Linked DNA regions of Homo sapiens: region 1 is linked to region 2. The links are chromatin loops, found by intact Hi-C in ENCODE. Cell type or tissue: heart right ventricle. All regions are shown on one strand. Links, peaks and the distances in the headings refer to the core of each region. The heading gives the core; the rest is flanking DNA. Region 1 has its middle 61 kb from the start of LINC01742. Region 2 has its middle 39 kb from the start of LINC01742.

Region 1 (2,911 bases), core at 179-2,678, 100 kb before region 2:
TCATTTTCTGGCTAGGGAACAGAGGCTCAGCCGCAGGAGTTACTTTTTTGGCACTAAATAGAGCTGAGATGAGAAATCTCACCCTTGACTCACTCCACATCCAAAATATTTTATTATTATACAACCTTTCAAGTACTGTTCAGAAAACCAGGACTGCTTACTCATCATGCTGCAGGGATGACCAGGCTAAGAGCTAAAATGTGTGTACACTTAGTACATGCCAGGTATTGTGTTAAACAATTTATATTGATGATTGCATTGAAGTCTCATAGCAGCTCTAGGGGGTAGGCACCTAACCAATGAGGAAACTGAGGCCCAGAGAGGTTAAGGGACTGGCCGCAAGCCACAGAGCTAGTAAGCGATGGAGCCAGGATTCAACCCCAGAACCTGTAGATTAACTGCCCTGTTCTGCAAAGCCAACATCCCTTAGAGCAGCACTTTCTAAACTGTGATGTGCCCCTGAGTCACCTGGATCTTGTGTAAAAGCAAAGTCTGATTCAGCAGGTCTGGGTGGGACAATTCTAACAAGCTCCCAGGTGAAGGGAATGTGGCTGGTCTGGGGCCACTGTTTGAATTGCAAGTATGTAAAGCATCACTAATATTTTTGGTGGTTGCTTTTTGCTCATTTGTTTCACTTTTAAAAGAACATTTTCAGGAAATGGGTGAATACTGTGGCACGAGGATGGATTTTATTGAATGTCCCCACCTGGGTTCCACAACAGGGATCACTATGACTTCATAAAGATCAAATCCAGCCACTGCAATGGCACTGTGGTTCTCCTGGTCACATCGCTTCATCTGGATTCAGGTTTCTCCTGGTTGCTGCTACACTGTCCACTTTACAGCTCAACAAACCTGTGAGACGTTCGCAGCTTGTGTCAATTTAGAGTAGATGCCCATATTAATGAGCAAATCAGCCCTCAGCTTTGATGAGTTGCAATTCTCTAGGAATACCCAAATATGCTAGTGAAACTTGTGTCTTAGCTTGGGTGCCCCCACTAGCAGACCTGAGATAAACTTCAGATACAAGTAGTTTATCTGGGATGGGATCCAGGAAGCATGGTGAGGAGCCGGGAAGGAAGAGACAGGGAAAAACAACGCACGGAGATAACGATGCTGGGGGCAGCTGGAGTGCAGTCCTTCTGGGGTCCGTCCAAGAGAATGTGGGCTGCTCTCTAGAAGGGTCCAGAGGCTATGGCATTGAGGCATAGTTCACTCCACTCAGGCAGAGAGTGCAGGTGCTTGGGGTAGGATGCTGTAGGGGGCAGTGACTGTCTCCTGTGGCAGCCTGGAGCTGCACCTCTGAGATGGGCCAAGCACTGGGGCCATGACAACATCTGCTACTTGAGGCTGCTTGAGGAATCAAAGGCATTTTCCCAGCCTGTGGGATTGGGCACTTTTCCAGGGGGAGGCTGAGTCTCTTTCTAGAGATTGAAAACTGCCAATGGGCTCTTGGGCAGCCTGAGAAAAGAGGGGACCATTTTACTGGTCCCATTTCTCAGAAGAGGCCACGGAGGCAAGGCCTAAAGGCTGCATGTGTGTGTGTTTGGGGGACATAAAATAATTCAGTGTTGGTGTCAACCGATCCCCAACTGTGGAACAAGACGTGGGAGATGGCACCTCAGTCTTCCAAGAGTGTTTAACCAATTTGGTGAGATGTCAATCTGATGCACCCTGAAGAGAGTAAGAGTTTTCATCCACCGTAACTTACAAGATCCCACAGTAGCAGGACTGGGGCTAGGTTGAGACAAGTGAGACCCCCAGGAGCTTAGATGTAAGGAGGTGCTCATTCTCAGGGGCGTGCAAGTGTCCCATTACATGACCCTGGCACCACTGGGAAAAGTCAATTGACTCTATAATTAAAGGTTTATTTTTTGACTTTATTCTATTGACCTGCTTATCTAATCTTATACCAATACCATACTGTCTTGAATACTGCAGCTTTCTAGTAAATTTTGAAATCTGGTAGTGTCAGTCCACCAACTTTGTTCTTCATTTTCTTTAAAGTTGTTTTGACTGTTCTAGCTCCTTTGTATTACCATATGAACTTTGGAATTAGCTTGCTCATTTCTACAAGAAGCCTGCTAGGATTTTGATTAAAATTTTTTTGAATTGGCATGGTGCGGTGGCTCACGCCTATAATCCCAGCACTTTAGGAGGCCAAGGCAGGTGGATCACTTGAGGCCAGGAGTTCGAGACCAGCCTGGCCAACATAGCGAAACCCTATTTCTACTAAAAGTACAAAAATTAGTCGGGTGTGGGGGCGCACGCCTGTAATCCCAGCTACTCAGAAAACTGGGTTTGCTGTGAGCTGAGATTGCGCCACTGTACTCCAGCCTGCGTGACAGAAGGAGAGACTCTGTTTCAAAAACAAACAAACAAACAAACAAACAAACAAACACTTAAAATAAAAGAATTGTATTGCATTGAATCTACGGATCAACTTGGGGAGAATTGAAAGCTTAACATTATCTCGTCTTTCAATCCATGAACACCTATATTTTTCTATTTATTTAGGTCTTTAATTTCTACTACAATATTTTGTATATTTAAGTTGATAGGTCCTGCCCATCTTTTATTCAACTGACCATTAAGTAGTTCATATTTTTGCCACTATTGTAATTGTCCACTCCTAGCATGTCCAAATGCAATTGATTTTTCTGTATTTACTTTGCATCTTTTGAAATTGCCAGATACTCTCTTTCTAGCTTTTTTTCGGTGGATTCCTTAGTATTTTCTACTTATGCAATCATATAATCTGAGAAAAAAAGACAAATTTACTTCTTTCTTTTCTATCTGTGTGCCTTTTATTACTTTTCTTGCCTTATTGCACTAGCTAGAACTTTCAGTACAAAGTTGAATACAGTACAAAGTGAGATCACACATCTTTGCTTTGTTCCTGATCTTTGGG
Region 2 (2,911 bases), core at 106-2,605:
GTTCCACTTCTAGCAAAGAGGCTGCCTTGCCCTGCAGTCAGGGGGCACCCCAGCTGTCCTCCACGGGTGTCCTCACAGCTCCACACCCAAAAGGAAAAGCCACTTTACCAACAACAGCAAACACAGCCATTTTCAGAGAGGGCCCCAAATGGCCTGGCTGAGGCCAATTGCCCACTCCTGAGCCTACCACTGTGGCCAGAGGAACGGGTGCTGTGACCACCTAAGGCATTGATGAATGCAGTGAAAATGTAGGTTGATGAATGCAGCGAAGATGTAGGGCAGGAATGACATTCGATGTCGGCCACAAGGTGCTCCAAGCGCTCCAAGTGTTGTGCTGGAAGTGGCTTCCGCTTCACAGGAGGCTTGGGTTGGGCTGCCCCCGGGAAAACCTTGGGGTAGACCAAGGGAGACCCCCAAACCACCTTCCCACGGTTTTCCCAGCCTTGACCTCCAGAGCCATTCAGGATGAACGGTGGAGGTGCTTGTGAGCATTCCTGGTCTGGAGCAGGCTCACTGGGACGGTGTAGAAAACAAAACACAAAGCTGGCCTCCCTTCTCGATGAAATATTCAGCCACATTCCAGTATCTCCTCCATTCCCTCATTCCACTATCTGAACACCATTTAACTGAGAGGGATGAGAGCAACCCCCTGAAATGAATTCACTTGAAGGTACAAATGGCTGGTAAGTCATTCAGGTCCTTTCCCACCTGGCAGTTGGTCACCTGATGGTCTTAATGGTCTCTGGGAAGTGGGGTGTCAAGGGTGGGGCAGTGGAAGGAAGAGAAAGGAAAGGAAGGGTCTGCCCCTTCCTTTGCATGATGTAGGACCACGTCCCTTTCCTTTGGAGAACAAGGATGATTCTTCTGGGACTGTCATCACAGAGCCCGGTCCCTGTACCCCCTGGGATGGCAGGTGACCTGACCTAAGCCATTATGGCCCCATCCCTCTTGTCAAGAGGTTGGGCCAGAAACAGTATTCCCTGAAATTGCTGTGCTTGGAGACAGACAGGAAGAAGCTTTTTGTGTTGTTCCTACCACTGGGAGGACACAAACCTAGAATAGCAGGGGCTGCTGTCTCCGCCATGGGGCCGAAGGACAGGAGCCTTTTTGATGGAGGAGAGCCAGAAGCTGAGTACAAGTAGGTAGAGGCGAGAAGGAGAAAGACCCCAGAAGACAGAGCCTGAGTTCCTGGATCCAGCTGTGCCTGCAGCCAGACCTACTTCTGAAAAATGCCTTAAAATGAACCAGTAAACTCCCTTTTGCTTCTCAGCTACTTTGGGTTGGGCTCCTGTGACCTCAGTAGCCAGCTTGACTCATCTGAGGGTTGGCTGAGAGAGTTGTTACCATTTCCATCCCCACCTCCTCCTCTGTCTCCTCCTTCTCCCCTTTCTTCTTCGTGGGCATAACCACTCATTAAGTGCGTATTCTGATCTGTGTGCACACAGGCAGAGCCTCTGTGTGGACTGTATCAGCAAATCCTTCCAGCGAGTGTCCCTTTATCCTTCTCAGTCCAGTTCAGACAGAGCCAGCACCCAGGCCTCTGACTCCAGGTCCACGTTCTTCCCAATTCTCCATGCACAAGACAGTCTAGCACTCCTACACAGTGACCGGACCAGCACCATCCCCAAAGATGGGACAGGCTGTGGCCGGAACAGCTGGCAGTCCTTCTTGCCCCAGTTTTTTCAGTGCATAAATTCCCTTTTCTTTGCTTCTTTCGTCTGGCCCCAGGCCTGGTTCCCTGGGGGACAGGGAAGAAGCAAGTATTTCCTGGAGGCATACTTGGCTTAAGTTTAGGCTAAAAGCTTTTTTAACACAGAGAAATGGAAACTGCCAGAGCCCTGGGGTTAAACCCGTCCAGTCCCAGTTCTGTTGGTAAAACAGAAAAGAGAGCTTGTGTGGAGCTGTTGATGGCTGGTTCTCGAGAGCGGCAGTGGGGACGGCGCCGGGCCGCTGTGGCTGTGGGCCTAGTACTTGGAGGGCAGTGTTAGTGGGAGCAGTAATAGGCTAGTAAGGGTGGGGGAGCAGTGAAGGGGTGACAAGAAACTGAGAACCTCGGACCCCAATTTTTAGTGGTTGGGGCTTCCAGACAATGAGGTGAAACTTCCTCACTGTAGATGGAAGCTTTGTGCAAATCTCAAAGATGTCATGTTTGTAGATTTGGGGAAGGTTTATTTAAAAAATTGTGGTAAAATACGCACAGGATTTTACATATGGCTTAGGGTCACTAAGTACATTCACATCATTCACATTGTTGTACAACTGTCACTGCCTTCCATCAGAAGAGTTTTTTGTTGTTGTTGAGACGGACTTTTGCTCTTGTCACCCAGGCTGGAGTGCAGTGGTGCCATGTCAGCTCACTGCACCATCCATCTCCTGGCCTTAAGCAATTCTCCTGCCTCAGCCTCCCTAGTAGCTGGGATTACAGGTGCCCACCACTACGCCTGGCTAATTTTTGTATTTTTAGTAGAGATGGCGTTTCACCATGTTGGCCAGGCTGGTCTCAAACTCCTGACCTTTAGGTGTTTTGCCCTCCTCGGCTTCCCGCAGTGCTGGGATTATAGGCGTGAGCCACTGTTCCTGGCCTAGTAGAACGTTTTCATCACCACGAATTGAAATTTGGCCTGGCTTGAATACCTCCCCGTTCCCCCTCCCCCAAGCCCTTGGCAACCTCCATTCTACTTCCCGTCTCTGTGACTCCGGCCACTTTAGGTGCCTCCTCCAAGCAGAATTATCCCGTCTGTCCTTTCATGAGTGGCTTATTTTGCTTAGCCTAATGTCCTCAAGGTTTGTCCATGTTGCAGCAGGTAACTCTTTCTAAGCCCTCCCAGCTGACATGTGTAGGCAGAGTATTCTGAACTTTCCAAAAACATGCCTGGGCCTTTCTGATCTCATGATATAGGATCAATCATTT

Evidence for each region. Peaks named below come from ENCODE experiments on the same cell type or tissue, not always from the same donor. Only the 100,000 strongest peaks of a DNase experiment are listed, where the experiment ranks them.
Region 1: it touches region 2 in a loop (1.8-fold over the local background); 1 of 110 quality-filtered maps calls a loop at or near these places.

Annotation. Positions count from the first base shown.
Region 1 is chr20:58,063,242-58,066,152 of GRCh38, reverse strand. No RefSeq gene overlaps it. Among named protein-coding and RNA genes, the nearest start is that of LINC01742, 61 kb to the right of the region's middle. In heart right ventricle, for the core only: no CTCF peak of the experiment used is centred there; no DNase peak of the experiment used is centred there.
Region 2 is chr20:57,963,097-57,966,007 of GRCh38, reverse strand. No RefSeq gene overlaps it. Among named protein-coding and RNA genes, the nearest start is that of LINC01742, 39 kb to the left of the region's middle. In heart right ventricle, for the core only: no CTCF peak of the experiment used is centred there; a DNase peak (open chromatin) is centred at 1,624; H3K27ac peaks cover 2,169 bases; H3K27me3 peaks cover 532 bases.